Linked DNA regions of Homo sapiens: region 2 is linked to region 1. The links are chromatin loops, found by intact Hi-C in ENCODE. Cell type or tissue: ascending aorta. All regions are shown on one strand.

Region 1 (5,000 bases):
CCCTTCTTAAAAAGTGTTTTAACAAAGACAGCCTCGTTTGGCCCTCAGAGTACACATGGGTGGCAGAGTATTGGTGATGACTGCTTTTCTGAGGGCCTTGGTTGGCCGATTTTCCAGGGCAGTGGAAAATCAAGCCTATGCCTTCATCATCATCATCATTGTCATTGTTTTCATTGTTGTCATTGTCAACAGCACTTATTGACTGCTTCCTAAATGTCAGATAGAGTGTTAAGTACTTTATATGTGTTCTCTAATTTAATTCCCTTCATACCATTATTTCCATATGACAACTGGAACTGAGGTTCGATATCTTGCAAAGGATTTGCAATTAGTAAGTGTCTCAACATCTATGATTGTTTTAAGCATTTTGCTCAGTATATTAACAGCCTTGTAACCCATTCTGAACCCATAAAATGTTTGGAACCTGCAGAGCAATTATTTAAGAGCCCTGGTCTGCATCTGCAACTGAACTCCATATCCTCTATAAGTGAGCATATCGTCCTGAAAGATTAACATGGATAACATCACCAAGACTGCAGATGGATTAGATAATTTCTGGAGCTATGTTTTATTTATCTCTTGCTAATGTCTTGTACAGGTGCTGGCAAAATGTTGTCAGATAAGGGAGCAAATGAATATTTTAGCCATGAAGCAAATGAGGGATAGAGCCAAGTCTCCTGACTCCTAGCCTGAGTCCTGTTACTACCAACACTGCTACTCCCTCTCTTTGAGGGTTTGACTGCTGTAACAAAGAGACTCAAAATACAATGGCTTACACAAGATAGAAGTTTATATCCTTCTATGTCAAAATCCACTCAGTCAACCCAAGAGGGAAAGGGACAAGGGAAAGCAGGCCCTTTCCTTGTAAATACCTAACCAGGAAGCTTCAAATACCACTTCCACGCGCATTCGACCAGCCAAACTAGTCACATGGCCACATCTTGCCTCAAGGATGCCTGGGAAATGTAATCTTAGCTGGTGGTCATACAATCATCTAGAATTTCTATTACTATAGAAGATAGGGGAATGGTAGTTTTCAGCACAGTGGGACAAGCCGCTGTGTACAGTGGGAAAAGGACTAAACTTAGAGATAAGTATACCAGGGTTTCTGCACCTCCAAAATGTAATGAGAAGAGTATAATTATTAATTATAGTTATAATAATTATATTACCCCAAGGCTCATTTTTTCAACTCCAAATAATGATAATTATGGTAATTAGCATCTACTGAGCATCCATTGTGCTCTAGGGGCTGTATCATTGAAGGAAATAGGTTTAATTAACCATTTACATGGTTAGGCTTTGTGTCCCCACCTAAATCTCATTTTGAATTGTAATCCCTATAATACCCATAATCCCAATGTGCCAAAGGAGAGACCAGGTGGAGGTAATTGAATCATAAGGGCGATTCTCCCCATGCTGTTCTTGTGAGAATGAGTGAGTTCTCACGAGATCTGATGGTTTTATAAGGAACTCTCCCCCCTTCACTTGGCACTTCTCCTTCTTGCCGCCTGTGAAGAAGGTGCCTTGCTTCCCCTTCCCCTTCTGCCATGATTGTAAGTTTCCTGAGGCCTCCCCAGCTATGCTGACCTGTGAGTCAATTAAACCTCTTTCCTTCATAAATTACCGAGTTTAAGGCAGTTCTTTATAGCAGAGTGAAAACAGACTAATACAAGCATATACTTTACATGTGTGATTTAACTCAATCTTCCTAATAGTCCTGTAAGGTCATTAGTATTGTCCCGCTCATTCTAGAGATAAGAAAACTGAGCCTCAGATGTTCAGGTTTCACAGTGAGTGTATGAGAGGCAAAGCCAGTCCTGTACTCGCTGATTCCAAAGCCCATTCATGGAACCCCTCTGCTGCACCCTGGATCATTGCAGTGTCTGCATTAGAGAGTTGTCATGAGCATGGAAAGCAATGTAACTAATGGAGCAAACAGTAGGTCCTCTCCACTTTCCCCGAGAAAGGCAGTGTGGCTCTGGGGCTTTCGGCTTCCTTGCCTGAGTTGAGTAGAGAAGCTGGCGCGGGAAGGGGATTATCCAGAAACAGTTCATGGTTGCTAGAGGCAGGCTGGAGCTGAGAAAAGGCAGAATCCAGGTTTGGGAGAGAAGAGGAAAAAGCAATAAATGGAAAAATTGCAGCCCTGTAGGCAATGGAATCTATTACTCACAGATTAAAATGTCACAAGGAGTACACGTCAGTTCCAGACCTTGGAAAATGTTTTTTCCATCATAATTATGCCTCACCACCAACACAGAGGACTATTTCCCCTTCGGCAGAGGAGGTTGCCCCACTTGGTGTCTTTTTAACCTTCTGCAGACCTCAAAAGTTGCCTCTTACATTTATTCATAGTATTAACAATGGCCAACACCAATGAGCACTTACATGTGCCAGCTACTTAGAGTCTGTTCATCTTTCAATAACGCTGTGAGATGGGTACTTTTCATTTCACCCCCTTTTACAGATGAGGAAACTGAGGCACACAGATGTCAGGTAACATGTCCAACTTCACATGGCTGGTAAGAGGAGAATTGGTCATTAAACCTAGCTCATCTGAGCATGATCTTAATCTCTCCTCAAAACTTCCTCCCATTGCCCAATTCTGTTCATGGGAAAGTGGGAAACAATATAAGGTCTTCCAGAAAGAACCTGGCAGCTCTTCCCTCTTTTCTTTCTCATTGAGGCACAGCATGAACTGAAAATATGAGGTATGGAGGGTGGACCAAGGAATGTCAAATCCAACTCCAGCTGGGGTTAGTAAACTAAATGATGATTCACATCCAATGGGATACTCATTAGCTAACCTTTAAAAATGATGTTGAAGAATACCATGAAGTAGGCAAGCTCATAAACGGTAGGCATAGTATGTTGTCCAGTTAAAAAAAAAAGGTTTCTACACACACACACACACACACACACACACACACACACACACACATTCCTAAAAGATTACACAACAAATCATCATGAATCCTTCTAACTGAGTAGCAAGATTATGAGCAAACTTATTCATCTGATATCTTAGGCCTCCCTCCTCCATTTCCACCCAGGTCCCCACAGGAGTCAGCAAAGAGGCAATTCAATTTCGAGAAACATCTCAGGCTTGTGCCCAAGACCATGGCCTTCCTCCCAGCTAAACAAGGCACTGACTTCTTTTTTTTCTTACTTTTCTTTTTTATTTTTTTTATTTTGAAAAACAAAATCACATTTATGGAAAAATTGGAGGACAGTACAAAGAATTATTTTTTCCTAAACCATTTGATGGTAAGTTGCAATTTGATGTCCCATTGCCCCTAAATACTTTAGGGTGGAATTCCTCCAAACAAGGATGTGGTCCTGCATGACCCCACATTAACCAGCAAAATCAGGAAATCAACATTGACATAGCCCTGCTGTCTATTCCTCAGATCCCATTTGAGTTATGCCAATTGTCCCAATAATGTTCTTTACAACAAAATAATCCAGTCCAGAACCAAGTTACGGTTGGTTCTTTTTTTTTTTTTTTTAATTTTTATTTTTTAGAGACAGGGTCTGACTATGTTGCCCAAGCTGGTCTGAAACTCCTAGGCTGAAGTGATTCTCCTGTCTTGGTTTCCCAAAGTACTGAGACTACAGGCTGGCTGTGTTTTTTACTTCCTTTGTCTGGAATACCTTCTCAGTCTTTCTTTGTCTTTCTTGATACTTTTTTTTTTTTTTTTTTTGAGACAGGGTCTCACTCTGTCTCCCAGGCTGGAGTGCAGTGGCATGATCTTGGCTCTCTGCAATCTCTGCCTCCCAGGCTCAAGCGATTCTCCCGCCACAGCCTCTCGATAGCTGGGACCACAGATGCACATTACTATGCCTGGCTAATTTTTTGTATTGTTTTGGTGGAGACGGCGTTTCACCATGTTGCCCAGGCTTGTCTTGAACTCCTGAGCTCAGGCAATCCACCAGCCTCAGCCTCACAAAGTGCTGGGATTATAGGCATGAGCCACCGTGCCTGGCCTGATCCTGACACTTTTGAATATTTCAAGGTCAGCTGTGTTGCTGAATGCCTCTCAGTTTGGGTGTGTCTGTGTTTCCCTACAAGTAGATTCAGGCTATGTGTCTTTGGCAGGAATGTCACCAACGGGATGTCGGGGTCTTCTTGCTGCATCCTGTCAGGTGACACATGAGCTCAGCTTGTCCCATCATGATAGTGTTCACTTTGATCTCTTGCTTAAGGAAGCGTCTGTCAGGCTTTCCACTGGTTCTTGTACTTTTTGTAATGAATAAGTATTTTGTTTAGACTTTGTAATTAATAAGTCATTCTTAGTAATTAATAAGTATTTTGTGGTGAGGTAGTTTAAAAACATACATATATCCTATTCTTCATTAAACTTTCCATTTATGTATTCAGTTAGGTGGAGTCATGGCTTCCTATTATATTTAATGGGTTCAATGTGCTGCCATTATTATAATTATTATTATTAATTTTTTATTTTTTTGAGACAGAGTCTTGCTCTGTTGCCCAGGCTGGAGTGCAGTGATGTGATCTCTTGGCTCACCACAACCTCCACCTCCTGGGTTCAAGCAATTCTCCTGCCTCAGTCTCCTGAGTAATTGGGATTACAGGTGCCTGCCACCATGCTCGGCTAATTTTTGTATTTTTAGTAGAGATGGGGTTTCACCATGTTGGCCAGGCTGGTCTCAAACTCTGGACCTCAAATGGCCTGCCCCCCTCGGCCTCTCAAAGTGCTGGGATTACAGGCATGAGCCACTGCGCCTGACCCATTGTTATTTATTTTGATGCCCACGTTTTCCTGATTTGCCCTGTGGGAGACACTTCAGTGGTTTTTCTGCCCAGACACCATACCAGCAGCCCATTTTTGGTGGGATCCTTTCCCACCAAATAGAAATGTTTATCTCTCTGAGAACACATCTAAGAAGGGGGACTGGAGTCTCTCTCTGTCCCACTCAGTCCCTGCCCAGCCCTGAGGAATTCTACAGCAGGGTCCTGTGGGCATGACTTGTCATTT
Region 2 (5,000 bases), 140 kb after region 1:
GCGGGTGGATTACTTGAAGTCAGGAGTTCGAGACCAGCCTGGCCAATATAGCAAAACCGTGTCTCTACTAAAAATACAAAAAAAAAAAAAAATAGCTGGGCATGGTGGCATGTGCCTGTAATCCCAGCTATGCAGGAGGCTGAGGCTGAGATATGAGAATCACTTGAACCTAGGAGGCAGGGGTTGCAGTGAGCCAAGATCACACCACTGCACTCCAGCCTGGGCAACAGAAGGAAGAGACTCTGTCTCAAAAAAAAAAAAAAGGTAATCAAGAACGTCTTTATGTGTTGTTTATCATTTTGATATTCCATTTTCCTTGTTTCACAGCAATTACACACTGTGGCTCTTCAATAACATCTACTGGCATGTGTTTGTTTATGTGCCTTACAATATAATTTAAACCAAAAAAATGCAATCCTGTTGAAAACACTAGATGTGACAGGCATGGGAATCAGGGAGTCCAGTGAAAAGAGCCAGGCTTTGAAGTTAGTCAGACCTTGATCTGAATCCCAGCCCATCATTTACCGACTGTGTAACTTCAGGTTTGTCATTAAATCTTCCTGTGCCTCGGTTTTCTCATCTGTAAATGGGATTGATAACAGTAATATCTACCGCGCACGCCTGCCAGTAAGTACTTTAAAAAGCAACTAAATTCTCTTTTACAGTACTCAGTCCTGAATAGAAACTCAGGAAATTGTAGTCACAACTATTATTATCATTATCTATCGTGCATGCTTCAGTTTATCCTTAACTATGTTTATGTTACACATTCCAGTTTGAACATCATTGTCTTTAATAGAGAAAGAGAAGCCAAATAGTTGAGTAGGTCTGTTTTTCGTCATATTTTAACATTATTCCATCTGCCCCAAGCAACGAGCTTAGCCTTTACTTGTTTTTCTTGTTATGAACATAGCTTTAAAGAGAGCTTTCTTGTTGTCTTTAACATTCTCTTCAGCTTCAGCTCAGTATGAACTTGTGCTTTGCAGATATTTTCTTACCGGTTTACGCCACTCTTCTGAATTTGTCCCTGATCATGTGCTTGTCTTTCAATCTTCTATACATGTTCTCTTAATATCCAAGCCCATCAAAAATTCCTTGATCTTAAAATGGTTCCTGGGCCAGGCGCGGTGGCTCATGCCTGTAATCCCAGCACTTTGGGAGACTAAGGCGGGCAGATCACCTGAGGTCAGGAGTTCGAGACCAGCCTGGCCAACATGGTGAAACTCTCTCTACCAAAAAATACAAAAATTAGCCAGACATGGTGGTGGGCACCTGTAGTCCCAGCTACTCCAGAGGCTAAGCCAGGAGAATCGCTTGAACCCAGGAGGTGGAGGTTGCAGTGGGCCGAGATTGCACCACTGCACTCCAGCCTGGGTGACAGAGTGAGACTCTGTCTCAAAAAAAAAAAAAAAAGGTTCTTTCTTTTTCCTCATTCCCTCAAAAGATGATTTTGCTGTCAGAAACTTTCTTTTTATTTCTCTATTTCCTTTCTTCTTTTTATTTTTTTGTACTCTTTTCAAGTCTCTATATGTTGAAAAATCCCTCTATATATTGAAAAATCTATGTTTTTTTCCTTTGAAATATATTTTCCTAAAATCACCACTACTATTTGGTTATGTCCAACTTTTCTTTCTTTTGAAGTTACCAAACAATACTATCATGGTTACTCCCGCCCAAGGTTTTAGTCAATTCTACTTCAATAAAAAATTTTTCTAGATAGTTAGAACTAAGTTCAGGGTAGTATTTCCATCTCATTGCCTCCTCAATCTGTGGTTTAAAAAATAGAAAGGCTTTTCTGGATTGAAACATCTATGTTTCTATGGAATGAAACATTGATCAGACATTGGGTAGAATTAAAGTCCTCATCAATGACTACATCTTGGCTGTGGCGATTTTGATATTTAGCTGAACCTAAGTATGTGTAGTATCAGAATCCAGCAAAATAAAACTCTTTTTCACTTGTCTATACTAACCTATAATCGTTGTTCAGGCATAACGCTTTGGCTCCACTGACAAGAGAACAGGCTGTGTTTTGAAGTTAAATCATGGCAGTTCACAGTCACAATTTCTAAAGGGGCTGGCAAAGGATAAAATCTTATACCCTCAACTCAGTAAGTGGTGGAAACATCTTGCTCTTACATTGTTGAGTTCTCCTGTGAATTCATTGCTACTTCCAGAATCCTAACACAAGAACACAAAAAGAAATTCTAATACAGGCAATAACTAATTATCTTTAAAATGTATTTAGGAGAAACAAACTGAAACCAAAAAAAAAAAAAAACCAACCAAAAAAAAACACCCTGTGTGGCTATGAATAGTGAGTTAAGATTTGGCTAACAGACAAAAATAAACAGCAACTTAGATTGTCTTGCAGTTTAACCTGTCAACATTTTATTCTTCACGTACTGAATGAGAGGAAATTGCATGAGAGAAAGATTGTATTTCAAGAAATCAGCTAAGCATACCAAAGTTTTCCCAAAGGCCTTGACATTGACATAAACAAAGTAAAATCTCTAAGTCTAATAAGTATGGCTAAGCTTAGTTACTCCCTACTCAGCTCCAGGCCTTAGGCTAAGAATAGCAATAAATATAAAAATATCCACCAGTTGTCATTCAACTCGTGCGCATGTGCCAGAATCCCTTGCTTCCTTTCCCTCGCGCTCTGAATCATCAACCAAATTTTCTCTCCCTGCTAAAAGTTTTTTAACAATTCAAAATAAAATCAGTGGAAAAGTTATTTCTTGGAAAGGTTTAAAAGTGGGTGAGATTCCTGTTTATGTCCTAATCACGCACAAAGACTAGTTGTTTAATAACCATGGTATTTTCAAAAATGAAGTTTTTAGAGAATAAAGCATATCCAGGATAGTTAATCAAACACAGTGACAAAGAAAAGGACTTCTGTTTGGTCCAAATTTATTCTGCTATTAGGTCAATACTGAACCACACATGGACTGTCTTGGGCTTCTATACCAAACTGCTGGTAAACAAGCAGTAGCCACCCAAAAATCTTCAAAATGGAACCATGGAGACCTCTGTCCTTTCTGAAGCTGAAAACCTTGTACCTGAAAATAACTAAGAAGATTCGGAGGTCATGGTTTGATTTAATGTATGGAGGTCATGGTTTGATTTAATGTATGCCACGGAGCCACGATGATGGGGAATGAGAAGCAAAGAGCAAGTTCAAACAGCCGCAAGCACCAGGAAAAACGGGCTTTGGTGAAAAAGTGTGTTGATTTCCCTTTAACTTTCCGAGTATACCGTGAGATTAACCCTCATTCCGTTGAGCTAAATTTTATCCATCAGCACAACTCAGAGGTCACTTAAAATCATAACTTCCTTTTAAACATTCTTATGATATTTACTAGCAAACACATTCCAAAAGAACAGTCACTTCCACTATATAGAAAGAGCTTAATTGCTAAATTTAAAACTGACTACACTTATTCACAAATGAGGGCCTCATCTTCGTTGGTGACCCCTAGGTCTTCCTTCTCTTTTCCTTGACTCAGCAGCTGAGCTCAGCTTCCTCTCTCTGACCTTCCTTTTCCAAATGCTGGAGCACAGCAGGCATTTCTAGGTCAGCAAAGGAAACTATTACTGCCTTCCAGGAGAACAGTATCTTCTGTGTATTCGAAGGACTGAACAAGAACAACGAGTAAGAAATTCAGTGTACTAACCTCAGTTCTGACCCTGCCTAGGGCATGGCATCAACTGCCTCTTGTCTCTATTCTGTTAGGGGAAAAAACTCCACCATCCACCCCTAGAGCTGATTGTCATCAGCCACCTGAATACCTGGCTCAGCATAGCCTGGCAGAACACCTTCCCCCACCTTGCCTGGCTCGCTGGCTATGGCACTGTCTTCCTGCCCAACCCACAGGCCCGTGAGAATGACCATATCCTCATCCTTTCCATCCTATACCATGCATTCTGCCACCACTTATTTTTTAAATAGTTTTAATGACATAAAATTCACATATTGTAAAATTCACCCATTTAAAGTATGCAATTCAGTGGTTTTTAATATATTCAGAGTTGTGCAACCATCACCACAATCTAATTTTAGAACATTCCCATCATGCCAGAAAGAAACCCTTTACGTATCAGGAGTCATTTCCCAAATCATCCCCACCTCCCGCTCTAAGCAACCACTATCTTCTTTCTGTCTCTATGGATTTGCCTACATGGATATTTCACATAAGTATGCATGGTATCTTATGACTGGCTTACTTCACTTAGCAGCATGCTTTCAAAGGTTATCCACACTGTAGTCTTTATTACTGAATAATACTCCATTGTATGTATATGCCCCATTTTGTTTATCCATTCAGTACTGGATGAACAGTGGGCTGTTTCCACTGTTTGGCTGCTATAAATAATGCTGCTATGCACAAGTTTTTGTGTGAACCTGTGTTTCTGTTTCTCTTGGCCGCCACTTACTTTTAGTACCCACTCTGCTCTTTGTCTCCTCTTCTCTGGCTTCAAGTCCTCTTTAAAAAGAAAAAGCCTTAGGAAACAGGCATTCACATACCCTGCGGATACAATGAAAATGGTACTGCCTTTCTGGAGGACAATTCCCCAATATCTATCAAAATTTTAAATACACACAGTCTTCAAAAAAATTTTAAATACACACACTCTTCAACCTAGAAATTCCATTGCAAGTCCCCTACAAATAACCCCTTTACAAGTTTGCAGATCGCTATAAGGATGTTCTCTGCAACACAGTGCATAATAAATGCAGACATTAAGAAAATAAATTTAAATACTGTTCGATAAGAATCACAGAAAAGCAGTACAGTGGACCACTATTCTGTTGATTAAAATAAAATAAAGTAGAACTATATAATTGTATGAAAGACTGTTCCATATATTAATTAAAGATATCAAATTACAGAAAATGCATATATTAAATGGGTTCTCTCAGATAAAAGAGGATATATTGTGTGTGCTTGAATGTCCATATAAAATTTCTGAAAAGATACTTTTTTAAAGATGAGGAT

What was found. Hi-C counts contacts between places; a loop is a spot of excess contacts. Peaks named below come from ENCODE experiments on the same cell type or tissue, not always from the same donor. Only the 100,000 strongest peaks of a DNase experiment are listed, where the experiment ranks them.
Region 2: a loop joins it to region 1, with 2.4 times the contacts of the local background. A loop is called at or near these places in 4 of 110 quality-filtered maps.

What each region holds. Positions count from the first base shown.
Region 1 is chr12:93,915,593-93,920,592 of GRCh38, reverse strand. All of the region lies in intron 1 of LOC105369911 (a long non-coding RNA gene), which reads left to right. Among named protein-coding and RNA genes, the nearest start is that of CRADD-AS1, 180 kb to the right of the region's middle. In ascending aorta, no CTCF peak of the experiment used is centred here; DNase peaks (open chromatin) are centred at 1,982, 2,254 and 3,062; H3K27ac peaks cover 4,286 bases.
Region 2 is chr12:93,776,005-93,781,004 of GRCh38, reverse strand. The region is part of intron 2 of CRADD (CARD and death domain containing adaptor protein); the gene reads right to left. Among named protein-coding and RNA genes, the nearest start is that of CRADD-AS1, 41 kb to the right of the region's middle. In ascending aorta, no CTCF peak of the experiment used is centred here; DNase peaks (open chromatin) are centred at 2,634 and 3,538; H3K4me3 peaks cover 645 bases; H3K27ac peaks cover 4,196 bases.